4 separate regions of the Homo sapiens genome follow, and all the other regions are linked to region 3. The links are chromatin contacts, found by Hi-C in ENCODE. All regions are on one chromosome and are shown on one strand. Each heading gives the region's core, a stretch centred on a gene start or an enhancer-like site at or near the end of the contact. The rest is flanking DNA. Distances are from core to core; before and after follow the strand shown.

What was found. Hi-C counts contacts between places; a loop is a spot of excess contacts on that map. Pooled maps may share reads with other maps.
Region 1: a loop to region 3 is called in a pooled map, with 5 times the contacts of the local background. The contact joins the promoter of ZNF331 here to the promoter of ZNF468 in region 3. A Hi-C loop is called at or near these places in 7 of 50 pooled maps.
Region 2: a pooled map shows a loop between it and region 3 (6-fold over the local background). The contact joins the promoter of ZNF610 here to the promoter of ZNF468 in region 3. A Hi-C loop is called at or near these places in 4 of 50 pooled maps.
Region 4: a pooled map shows a loop between it and region 3 (7-fold over the local background). The contact joins the promoter of ZNF616 here to the promoter of ZNF468 in region 3. A Hi-C loop is called at or near these places in 6 of 50 pooled maps.

Annotation. Positions count from the first base shown.
Region 1 is chr19:53,536,798-53,539,497 of GRCh38, reverse strand. ZNF331 (zinc finger protein 331) reads right to left here and starts at 1,353. Exons shown (of 6, transcript NM_001079906.2): 1 at 1,202-1,353; 2 at 216-282. RefSeq lists enhancers at 1,274-1,323, 1,109-1,625.
Region 2 is chr19:52,334,816-52,337,515 of GRCh38, reverse strand. It overlaps ZNF610 (zinc finger protein 610), which reads right to left and starts at 1,273. Exons shown (of 6, transcript NM_001161425.2): 1 at 1,010-1,273.
Region 3 is chr19:52,856,255-52,859,061 of GRCh38, reverse strand. ZNF468 (zinc finger protein 468) reads left to right here and starts at 1,443. Exons shown (of 4, transcript NM_001008801.2): 1 at 1,443-1,490. RefSeq lists an enhancer at 1,765-1,844.
Region 4 is chr19:52,138,578-52,141,277 of GRCh38, reverse strand. It overlaps ZNF616 (zinc finger protein 616), which reads left to right and starts at 1,340. Exons shown (of 4, transcript NM_178523.5): 1 at 1,340-1,546. RefSeq lists silencers at 1,045-1,094, 1,105-1,384 and an enhancer at 1,505-1,744.

The DNA of each region.
Region 1 (2,700 bases), core at 104-2,603, 680 kb before region 3:
AACAGCAGCACTCACTGTGCACTCCCACTCAGGGGTGCGCGTCTATGGGTTTTATGCGTGTTAATGCATTTCACCCTCCTCACAAGCCTATCTTCAGAAGGCTCAAAAAGCTAAGAGGCAGAAACAGGACTCAAATCTTGGTCATCTACCTTTAATGTTTGGTCTTAAGTCTTATAAACACATATCATTTAATATAAAAAAAAAAGGATACTCACCTGACCCTTTCAGATGTTTAACGATTCGTCTTCCTCCTCGGGGATGCTTTTTCTGAAGGATGCTGGCCTGGGGAAAACAGAACCGGAAGGGTAACACCTGCCATACCTAATAAAACCAATGAGAAATACGAGGCCCCGAGATGGAGTTTCTGGGAGATTCCTGAAGAGCACGCTGTGGCGATTGAGATGATGACGCGTGGAGCTGCCCCCCTCCCTGTCTCCCACATCAGGGACCTGTCCCTCTACAGGAGGAATTCTACTCCTGAGGCCACCGTCCCCTGTCACTCAGGTGGCCTGCATGCACAGCACTTCTGGCTCTGAAAGCGTCACCTCATGGCTGTTTCTGCCTTCTTGCTGGTGAATTTCCAGGCGAGGCTCAGGCGCTCACGTCCCTCCGCGGCCCTTGTTCTCAGGCAGGTACCGCTTGGTTAGGAGGTGAAGGCAGGGGAAGCAGCAGAGACGCTGGAGCTACAAGTTGCACTGTCACACACACCTGCATCACTCAGAAGGCCCGATCATCCATCCCAGCACAGAGACGCTGAAGCTACAGGTTGTGTTGTCACACACACCTGCGTCACCCAGAAGGCCCGATCACCCATCCCAGCACAAGTCTGCACAGCTCAGCCTCACCACAGCTCACTCTGTCCTGAGACACATCTGCGCCCCTCATACCCACTAACGCCCAGCACGGCCATGCTACGGGCCCCACCACCCCACACGGTGCAGAGGTGCATCCGTGGGCCACGGAGACCCGTCCCGACCGCTGCCCCCGCACAACCCCCAGAGCGCACCTCACGGAGCAGAGTCCCAGGGACGCACCGCCGAGGTTCACAGGCACGGGCTGCGTTGACCCAAAGCCTCTGGAGCACCCCCGGTCACCAGTTATGGGGAGAGCCCGGCTGTGTCACCCCACACTCTCCAGCAAGTGCGTCACCGTCAGAAGCCCCGTGCCCGTCTCCCCTCGGAGCCACGCGCACCAATCTCACCTGCGCGGACTGGCGGAGATGCAGCGGCTGCGTCACTGGTGCAAACGCGCACCCAGCACGGCCCCCATCGCCCCCAATGACGCTCGCGTGCACCCGTGTCACAGTTACGGGGACAGGGCCGCCGCGTCAGCCTCGTACTCCCACGCAAGTGCGTCACACACTCGGTCCCGCCACCCCCTGGAGGCCAGCGCGCATGCGCACGCGCACCCAGCGGCCGCAGCGCGCAGACAGCAGCAGAGCCCGACACGCATGTGCACACAGACCCCTACACGTATGTGCACGTACCCAGACCCCGACACGTATGTGAGCGTACACAGACCCCCGATACATAGCGTGCTCAGCTGTTGACGTGCCTGTGCGGGCACACAGACCCTGACGGGCGTGTGCGCACGCACAGATGCCGACACGCATGTGCAGACACAACAGAGCCCGACACACACGTGCGCCTGCACAGATGCTGACACGCGGACACACTGACACGTGTGCGTGCACCCCTCCCATCCCTTTCCCTCCTCCCACTCTCCCAAAGCCGCAGACGCACCCGGTAGTCCCCCAACGCTGGGGCCTCGGGAGAGGGTGAGGCTAGAAGAGGACGCGGGGCCGTCGGGGGAAACCAGAGCCCCAAGCCCCGTGTTCCAGCATGCAGCACGGCGTACTCCTGGATGGTCTCTGGGAAATGTAGTCCGGGACGGTCCCAGGCAGGGGCCTCAGGGCGCGTCCCAGGTCGGTGCCGGAGCGGGCAGCCCCAAGCTAAGCCCTTCCTGGTCCCTGCAGACGCCCCTTCCCGACTGGGAAAGGAGCTGTGTCACCCCAGCTGGGACCCCGTCTGGCCTCTTGAGTGGGGTGATGCCGGGCGAGCCATGGCTGTCCTCAGAAGGGTATCCTCTCCTAGCCCCTCTGGAGCGTCACCTGGAATTCTCTGCAGGCCGCTAGCACAGGCTGCCGGAGCTGCTATTCGGTGTCCCTTGCTTGCTGCATTGTAAACAATGTACAGGTAGCAGTTATGCCCCGTGAGTCCCGCTCTCATTCCAAGTACTAACGTCACAGGGTCTACAGGATGTTGCAGGTACTTAACCACAGTCTCATTTTGACTCAAAATCCCACTTTTTGGTATTTATGCCAAGGAAGTAGCTATAGTTGTACACAATGTTGAAGTATGTTCACAAAATGCTTTTTTTCTGAAAATCTTTTTCTCTTTTAATTAGATAGACTTTAGATTCATATGTAGTTACAAGAAATAAAATTGAGAGATCTTGTGTACCTTTCACCTGGTTACCTCAGCTGGTGATTGTAGTATATAATACCACAACCAGAAGATTAACATTGATGTAATCCACTGACGTTACCCAGAATTTCCAGAGAATAATTTTTTGTTTGTTTGTTTGTTTGTTTTGAGACGGAGTTTCGCTCTTGTTGCCCAGGCTCAAGTGCAATGGTGCGATCTCGGCTCACTGCAACCTCCGCCTCCTGGGTTCAAGGGGTTCTCCTGCGTCAGCCTC
Region 2 (2,700 bases), core at 24-2,523, 520 kb after region 3:
CTTCCCTCTATTCCTTCTCTTCCATTTGTTCTGCTCCATTCTGGCAATTTGTTTTACCCCTTGTTCCTCTTTGTGTCCAATTTTTGATTGTCCCCAATTTCCATTCTGCCTGTTTCTTGCCCTCCCTATCTCTGCTTCCTCTCTGTTCTCCCTGTTAAATTTCCTCTTCCCTGCTACACTCTCTTGTCCCCACTCTCTGGCCCCCCCGGATCCCAGGCCTCCCCATGCTGTGGTTCTCCCTCTGCTCTCCTTGTCATCAGCTGCCCCCTCTTGCTGTCCCAGCACCATGCTGCTCTGTCTGCCCTGGCTCCAAATCCCTCCTCCTCTCCCCTACTCTGTCTGAGGAGCCTCCCCCTTTCTGCCCCTCTCCCAATCTTGCTTCATCTTCATCTCTCTGGAGACCCAGCTTTTCTCTACATTTCTCCAGTTACTTTTCTCCCCCTGCTACATTCTCGGCTTCATTCACTGTCTCTGTAAATCTCTCAGCTACTCTCTGCCGTCTGCTTATGGATCTCCCTCATGCTTCTTTTTCAAAATTTTTCTATTTCCTGCCACTCTTTCACCATCTTTCCCCACACATCCATAGGCAGGGGAGTACAATAAGGTGCCCACCTCCGCCAAGAGCACATTTTTAGTGGGATGGAATTTGGGACGAAGAATCCTGAATGTCCTAAGACAGAAGAAGTCACGTCCCCACACCCGGGGGTCGGGAGTAGCGATGGCTGCGAAGGGGAGGCCTGGGGAGTAGGAAGGCCCGGATCAAGGAGGAAAAGGGTGGGGCTGAATTATTAGAAGTGTGGGGTCTCAAGGGTCCCAGGACCCAGTACAGGACGCGGCCTCCCCCGCCGGGACTGGGGCTGCGGCGCTGCGCTTCAGGGGCCGGGGGCGAGGTTGGGAGGCTCCCCGGGCGGGAATCCACCTTGCGGTAAGGACTTTTAAAAGCGCGGGGCAGGACGTTGGGTCAGTAAAGAGTTTTAAGCGGAAAGGAGTCTCGAAAATCCGTGTTTACCTGGCCCAAGGCAGAACGAGCGGGGACAGGACCCGTCGCCGAGCGATTTTAACACACAGGGAAGCGAGCGCCGGACTCTCACGGAGACGCCTGAATTTACACGGGGTGGAGGGAGCGGTGCGGGGATTTCAAGGTCTGTGTTGACTCTCAGATCCCGGGTACAGAAGCGCGGGGGAGCTGGGAAGCCCAGATTGAATCTAAACAAAGGGAAACTGACGCGCTGCGGTGTGACCTTCTACCCACGCGATCCGCTTCCGGGTCTGCAAAAAACTGCGCGCGCGCAGCATAGAGAGCGGACCGGGACGGGACGGGGCGGGGCTTCCCTAGGCCACGCCTCCAGTGCCTCTGTTTTCCGGGTTTTGCTGGCAGTGAGGCTGGAGCAGCTCAGCCCTCTGCAAACTGGGATCCTGCCGGAGCAAAGCAACGTCAGTTGAGGATTAGATCCAGGAAATTTCCTGCTATTAAAATCAATTTTAAGCCGGCCGTGGTGGCAGGCACCTGTAGTCCCAGCGACTAGAGAGGCTGAGGCTGGAGGATCGCTTCAGCCCAGGAGTTCGAGTCTACACTGAGCTATCATGGCCACTGCACTCCAGCCTGGGCGTAGTGTAGACCCAGTGCTATACTCAGTGTAGACTCTGTCCTAAAATAAATAAGTAAATAAAAACTAATTTTAACAATTTAATTTAAAAGGCCTGGAATTCTGTGTGAAGGCGATGCAAGTTAAAATGTGAAATGCAAAGCCCTGCCTGGGTAGCATGTGCAATTTCATGCTGACGGCCCACAGAACATAATAGAAATCTTCTCCCTTTCCATCATCATCTCTGATCTCCAGCACGGGAGAAAGATGTAGGCTGGGAGGTTAAGCCCGTCTAGTGTTTTCACGTTCTTCTGCCTGCTTTTATTCTGACTGTGCTGGCAGCTGATTAGATTGTGCCCACCCAAATTGAGGTGGGTCTGCCTTTCCCAGTCCACTGAGTCATCTCTAGAGTGCTCATCTCTAGAGAGTTTCCGAGGGACAACGCCAAGCGCGTTGGAGGGTTAAGGCCAACCTGGGAATCCGTATTTACCTGGCCCAAGGCAGAACGAACGGGGCATCTCCGTGAGAGTCTGGCGGTCGCTTCCCTGTGTGTTAAAAACGCTACAGGCACATGCCACCATACCCATCGTTCGGCGATGGGTCCTGTCCCCGGAGGGATGTTAGGCCACCACCAACTGCTTTTTTTTCTTGAGACGGAGTCTCGCTCTGTCACCCAGGCTCACTGCAAGCTCCGCCTCCTGGGTTCACGCCATTCTCCTGCCTCAGCCTCCTGAGTAGCTGGGACCACAGGCACCCACCACCACGCCCGCCTAATTTTTTGTATTTTTAGTAGAGATGGGGTTTCACCGTGTTAGCCAGGATGGTCTCGATCTCCTGACCTCGTGATCCACACCCCCCCCCCACGCCCCGGCCCCCAAAGTGCTGGGATTACAGGGGTGAGCCACTGCACCCGGCCCAACTGTTGCTTTTAAAAAAACCAATAACTTTAAAAAATAGATGTAAATTACATTGTGTGTGTGTGTGTGTGTGTGTTTGTTTTTGAGACAGAGTCTTGCTCTGTCACCCAGGCTGGAGTGCAGTGACACGGTTTCAGCTCACTGTAGCCTCTGCCTCCCCGGTTCAAGCGACTCTCCAGCCTCAGCCTCCCAAGTAG
Region 3 (2,807 bases), core at 194-2,693:
ATTTTTTAGTTTTCAATTGTATTTTTTCAACATTTAAAAAGCGAAGTAAAGAGTATTTCTTGGGCCAGGCACAGTGGCTCACGCCTGTAATCCCAGAACTTCGGGAGGCCGAGGCAGGCGGATCACTTGAAGTCAGGAGTTCGAGACCAGCCTGTCCAACATGATGAAACCCCGTCTGTACCCAAAATACAAAAATTAGCCGGGCATGGTGGGTGTGCCTGTAATGCCAGCTACTCCGGAGGCTGAGGCAGAAGAATCGCTTCAACCCAGGAGGCAGAGGCTGCAGTGAGCCGAGATGTCACCATTGTACTCCAGCCTGGGCGACAGAGAAATACTCAGTCTCAAAAAAAAAAAAAAAAAGAAGAAGAAGAAGAAAAAGAAAAAATGTAAATAAAAAGGAGAAAGTAACAGATCTCTTTTACAAATGTGCTGGGACAACTAACTGGATATCCATATGGAGAAGAGTAATGTTGTATTCCTATCTCACACAAGCAAATTTAGTTTGTTTATTTATTTTTAGAGAGGGAGTCTGGCTCTGTCGCCCAGGCTGGAGTGCAGTGGCTCGGTCTCGGCCCACTGCAAGCTCCACCTCCCATGTTCACCGCATTCTCCTGCCTCAGCCTCCTGAGTAGCTGGGACTACAGGCGCCCGCCACCACGCCCGGCTAATTTTTGTATTTTTAGTGGAGACGGGGTTTCATCGTGTAAGCCAGGATGGTCGCGATCTCCTGACCTCGTGATCCGCCCGCCTCAGCCTCCCAAAGTGCTGGGATTACAGGCGTGAGTCACCGTGCCCGGCCTAATAAAAATTTTATTTTAAAAATTTAAAAAAGAGAGAGACTGCGGGAGGGAATGTTACATTGTCGCGCAGGCTGTCCTGGACCCCCAGGCTGAGCGATCCTCCCGCCGCTGCTTCCTGAGTAGCTGGGACCTCAGGCTCCCACGCCCGCATCCCTGCTGTGTTTAAGCAGCAGGTGGTGACCTCACTCCTCCCTGGCCTGAGCACTCCGTCTGGCATCCCAGGCTGTGGCCCTAGGGATGTCTCTGAAGCTGAGCACTGGGTGGACTCTCCCTCCTGAGTGAATGGAGAATAGAAAGGGAGAAGATTTCTATACTGTCCTGTGGGCCATCAGCATGAAATCCTACGTTCCGCCCAGAAAGGGCTTTGCATTTTACATTCTAGTTTGCATCCTCCTTCCAGACTATTCCAGGGCTTTTGAATTATCCGTCTGCCTTCCTGGGGGCTCTCGCCGCCAAAACCCGGAGAACGGGTTGGGAGGAGGCTGAGAGATGCACAGGTCCCGCTCCGGCCCCGCCCTCTGCGGGTTCTAAAGGGCAAGGTCTCGCCGCTTCGCGCCCCGCCCACACCTCACCCGGGCCCCGCTCGCCTCCTCGTTGGCTCCACCCAGGCCTGGTTTCTGTCCTGCGCGCGCAGATTCGCGCAGACCAGGAAGTGGATCCCGTGGAATGACGGTCACGCCGCGGCGGGCGGTGAGTTTTGCTCTGTGTGGTGTTAAGTCTGAGCTTCCCAGGTCCCCGGCACTTCTGTACATGGGATGTGGGGTCCCCATAGACCTGGAAGTTCTCGCCTTTCTTCCTTCACTCAGAGCAAATGGAGATGTTCTACTGGGAGTCCGGAAGCCCCTTCTTTTTAGGTTTAAAGTCGCCCTGAGGCTGGTCCCGTCCCGGGTCTTTCTGCCATAGGGCAATGTATACGTTTCCTATCGCGTAGTTTTCCTGCTCAAAACCGTTTTTTGACTCCTTCCGCACGGCTCTTTTTAAAGTCCTCACCCTAGAGGTGTATTCCCACCCTGTGCGCCTCCCAGCCTTACTCTCCTGGGTTCCTGGAGCACAGCGCGGCGACCCCAGTCCCGGGAAGGCTGCGTTCTGTGGTCCTGGGATCCTGCGGATCCCACCCTTGTCCGAAGGCGTCGTCGCTCCCCACCTCCCTCCTCCTCTTGCTGGGCCCTGCTGCTCCCCAGATCTCCCCTCCGCAGTCACCGCGTCCCCTGAGCCCTCGTTGGAGAGGTGCCTGGGGCTTGTCCTGTGACGCGGGGTGTTCTTGCCCGCCCAGCTCCAGCACTTGGAAAATGCGCTTCTCCGAGATGCAGGCGTCTTACTCCAAACCCTCTTGTGATCGTGTGGGCCAAAGGGATCAGGAGACAGAGAGAGGGACTGAGAGAGCAGTAGAAAACCTGAGACAGAGAAAAGAAGAATGAGAAAGACCCATAACAGATGGCAAAGTAGAGGATGGGTGAGGGATTTGCCAAGAGACAGCAAAAGTGATAAAAGATAAGAAAGCAGGAGGAGAAAAGCAACTGGAGAAATGTAGAGAAAAGCTAGATGTACAGAGAGATGAAGGACAGCAAGGTAGGGAGAGGGGCAGAAATGTGGAGGCTCATCAGAGTGAGGGAGAGGAGGAGGGATGTGGAGCCGGGTCAGACAGAGCAGAGTGGTGCTGGTGGCAAGGAGAACAGAGGGAGAAGCACAGCGGGGAGGACACCTGGGGATCTGGGGTGCCAGATTGGGTCCAGGGGGTTATAACAGAGAAGAGAGAATTTAACAGGGAGAGCAGAGGAGGCGCATAGATGGGAGAAGAGGCAGAAATCTATGGAGATTGAGGACGATCTAAAGATTGGGGAGAAGGACCAACAGGAGGTTAAATAAGTTGCAAGGATGGAGCCCAGCTAATTTTTGTATTTCTAGTAGAGATAGGGTTTCACCATGTTGGCCAGGTTGGTCTCAAACTCCTGACCTCAGGTAATCCACCCACCTCCACCTCCCAAAGTGCTGGAATTACAGGTGTGA
Region 4 (2,700 bases), core at 91-2,590, 720 kb after region 3:
TCAAACGCCTCAGCTAACAGAAGAATGCAAGTTAGCTCCCTGCTACCTTGGCCTCCCAAAGTGTGGGGATTATAGGCGTTAGCCACTGCACCCAACCAAATCTCCTCTTCTCATGGCTCACTGCAGCCTTCACCTCCTGGGCTCAAATGATCCTCCTTCCTTACCCTTCCGAGTTGCTGGGCCCACACGTGCAGGCCACCATGTCCAGATAATTTAATTTTTTGTAGAGAGGTCTGGCTATGTTGCCCAGGATGATCTCAAATCCCTGGCCTCAAGCAATTCTGACACCTCAGCTTCCCAAGTAGCTGGGACTACAAGAGTGCATTACCAAGCCTGGCTACTTTTTGTATTTCTTGTAGAGATGGGGGTCTCACGATGCTGTCCAGGCTGGTTTTGAACTCTTGAGCTCAAGTGACCTGCCCACCTGGGCCTCCAAAACTGCTGGCCCATCTCAAAAGACTTAATCCATTTCAGTATCAACTCTCAAAAGTCTTAATCCATTCCTGTATCAGCTCTTAGGGCAGAATACCCCCTAAATATTATCTGAACCACACATGGGTGAGAATCAAGGTGTGATTCATCCTGAGGCAAAATTTCTGCCCAGCTGTGAATCTGTGAGGCCAGAGAAGTTATCTGCTTCCAAAATATAATGGTGATAAAGGCATAGGATACATCCCCCAGCCCTGGTAACCACCCTTCTAATCTGTTACTGTAAATTTGACGTTTGTACTTTGCACGTGTAAAAGCACAGGCAGTATTTGTCTTTCTGTGTCTAGCATATTTCGCTTGGCATAATGTCTTCCGGGTTCCTGGATCCAGCCACGGCTCCACATCAAATCCCCAGCGAGATCCTAGTTCCCTGACTATTGAGTAGCTTCAGCATCATCGGCAAGAGTGGATGGAGTCCACCAAGCTTGTAAAAATCGGTTTTGACTTAGTTCAACTTGTTAAGAAATCATCTTAGTTTCTAATATAAGTGGACCACAACTTTAAGCTTTAACCTTAAATTTTGAAACATTAACTTAAAATAGGCAGGCAGCAACGCTGCTTCACAGGACAAGAAGTAGTCAGAAAACCAAAGACATGCTGCCTGTGAACCAGAGTAAATAACAGGCTCTATTTCGGCCCCGCTTACCCCATGAAACCCCGCCCCATCCTCCGCCGCGGCTCCGTCCCGCCCCACCTAGCCACGCCCACTGCCGCTCCGGCCCGGCTCCACCCTCTCAGGGTCCCTCCCCGAGTCAGGCCCCTCTTTCCGACCCGCCCCTTGCTGGTCGCGGCTCGCCCAGGCCCCGCCCCCTGGCCTCCCAGTTTTTTCTCTCCGCTAGCAGTTTCCGTCACTCCCGGAAGCAGATTGCGCCAGGGAAAGGCCTTATCGCTGTGTGTGTGTTTCAGTCTACGTGGATTAAACATTACTTCGCTCCGTCTGCCTGGATTAAACGTGCACTTTGCAGTCCTCACTTCTCCGTACCAGTGATCTGGGGATCGCTACGGACCTTAAAATACCCATAGCCCCTTCGCCCCTGCAACAGGCACTTCTCCCCACGTAAGTCCGAGAATTGCTTCCCTGTCGGTTTAAAATCTCTCTCAGGCTGTTCCTTGCCCCCTGCCTTTCTGCCATGTAGATAACCATGTCGATAACCCCATTCAGGTCGTGTTCCTGCTTAAAACTCTCATTGACCCCTGCTTCGGCCCCGGGCGAAGTCAAGTCCTCCCTCGCGAGGTGGATTCCCACCAGTCGAGACCCCCGAGCTTCGCCCTTGTCGACGCCTGGAGGGGAGCGCCCGCTGCCCAGCTCCTGAAGGAGCCGCTTCTTCTCCCAGGTCCTGGGATTCTGCAGACCCTCCCTGTCCTGAGACACCGTCCCCCGCGCCACCTAGTGTCCTCCGCGCGCCACCTAGTGTCCTCCTCACGCCGGGTCCTTCCCCTCCCCAGGCTGCCCCTTCACAGCCACTGCTTTTCCTGACTCCGCGTTGCAGGAGGTCACCCGAGTCTGTCTTGTGACACCCACTGTCGTTCCTTCCCAAATTTTTACTCCACTGGAAAATGTGCTCTTCCGGGAGGTGGGCATCGTATTCCTCCCCTTTCCTCCTGAATGTGTGGGTGAGAGGGATCAGGAGAGGAAAAGAGGGGGAGCGACGGGACAGAAAGAAAAACTGGGGAGAAAAGAATGAGTACACGGCAAAATGGATGATAATTTAGGTACTGGCAAAGAGAGCAAGAGTGCAAGAGGACGCATGGAGAAAGTAGCACGGGGAGAAAAGCACATAAAGAAATTAGGGAAAAGGGAGAGCTTCAGGGAGCTGAAGGGCAGCAAAATAGAGAGGGGCGGCAAAGGAGGAGGCACTGCAGTCAGACGCGGGGGGCGGAAAAGGTAAGAGTCGGAGCCGCGGCTGACAGAGCCACGTGGTGCTGGGACTGAAGGAGAGGGGAGTGGGTAACAAAGGAGAGTAGAGGGAGAACCACAGCAAGGAGGAAGCCTAGGAAGTTGGGGGTGCTAGAGAGTGGGAACAAAGGAGATGTAACAGGGAAAAGGGAATTTAACAGGGAAGAGGGATTTTAACAGGGAGAGCAGACAGGGAGCTCAGATGGGGGAAAAGAGGCAGGAATACGTGGCGGCTGGGGACAATGGGAAAGTTTGGGGAGAAAGAGCAACAAGAGGTGAAATAAATTTCGAAGCATTGGGCAGAATAGACATAA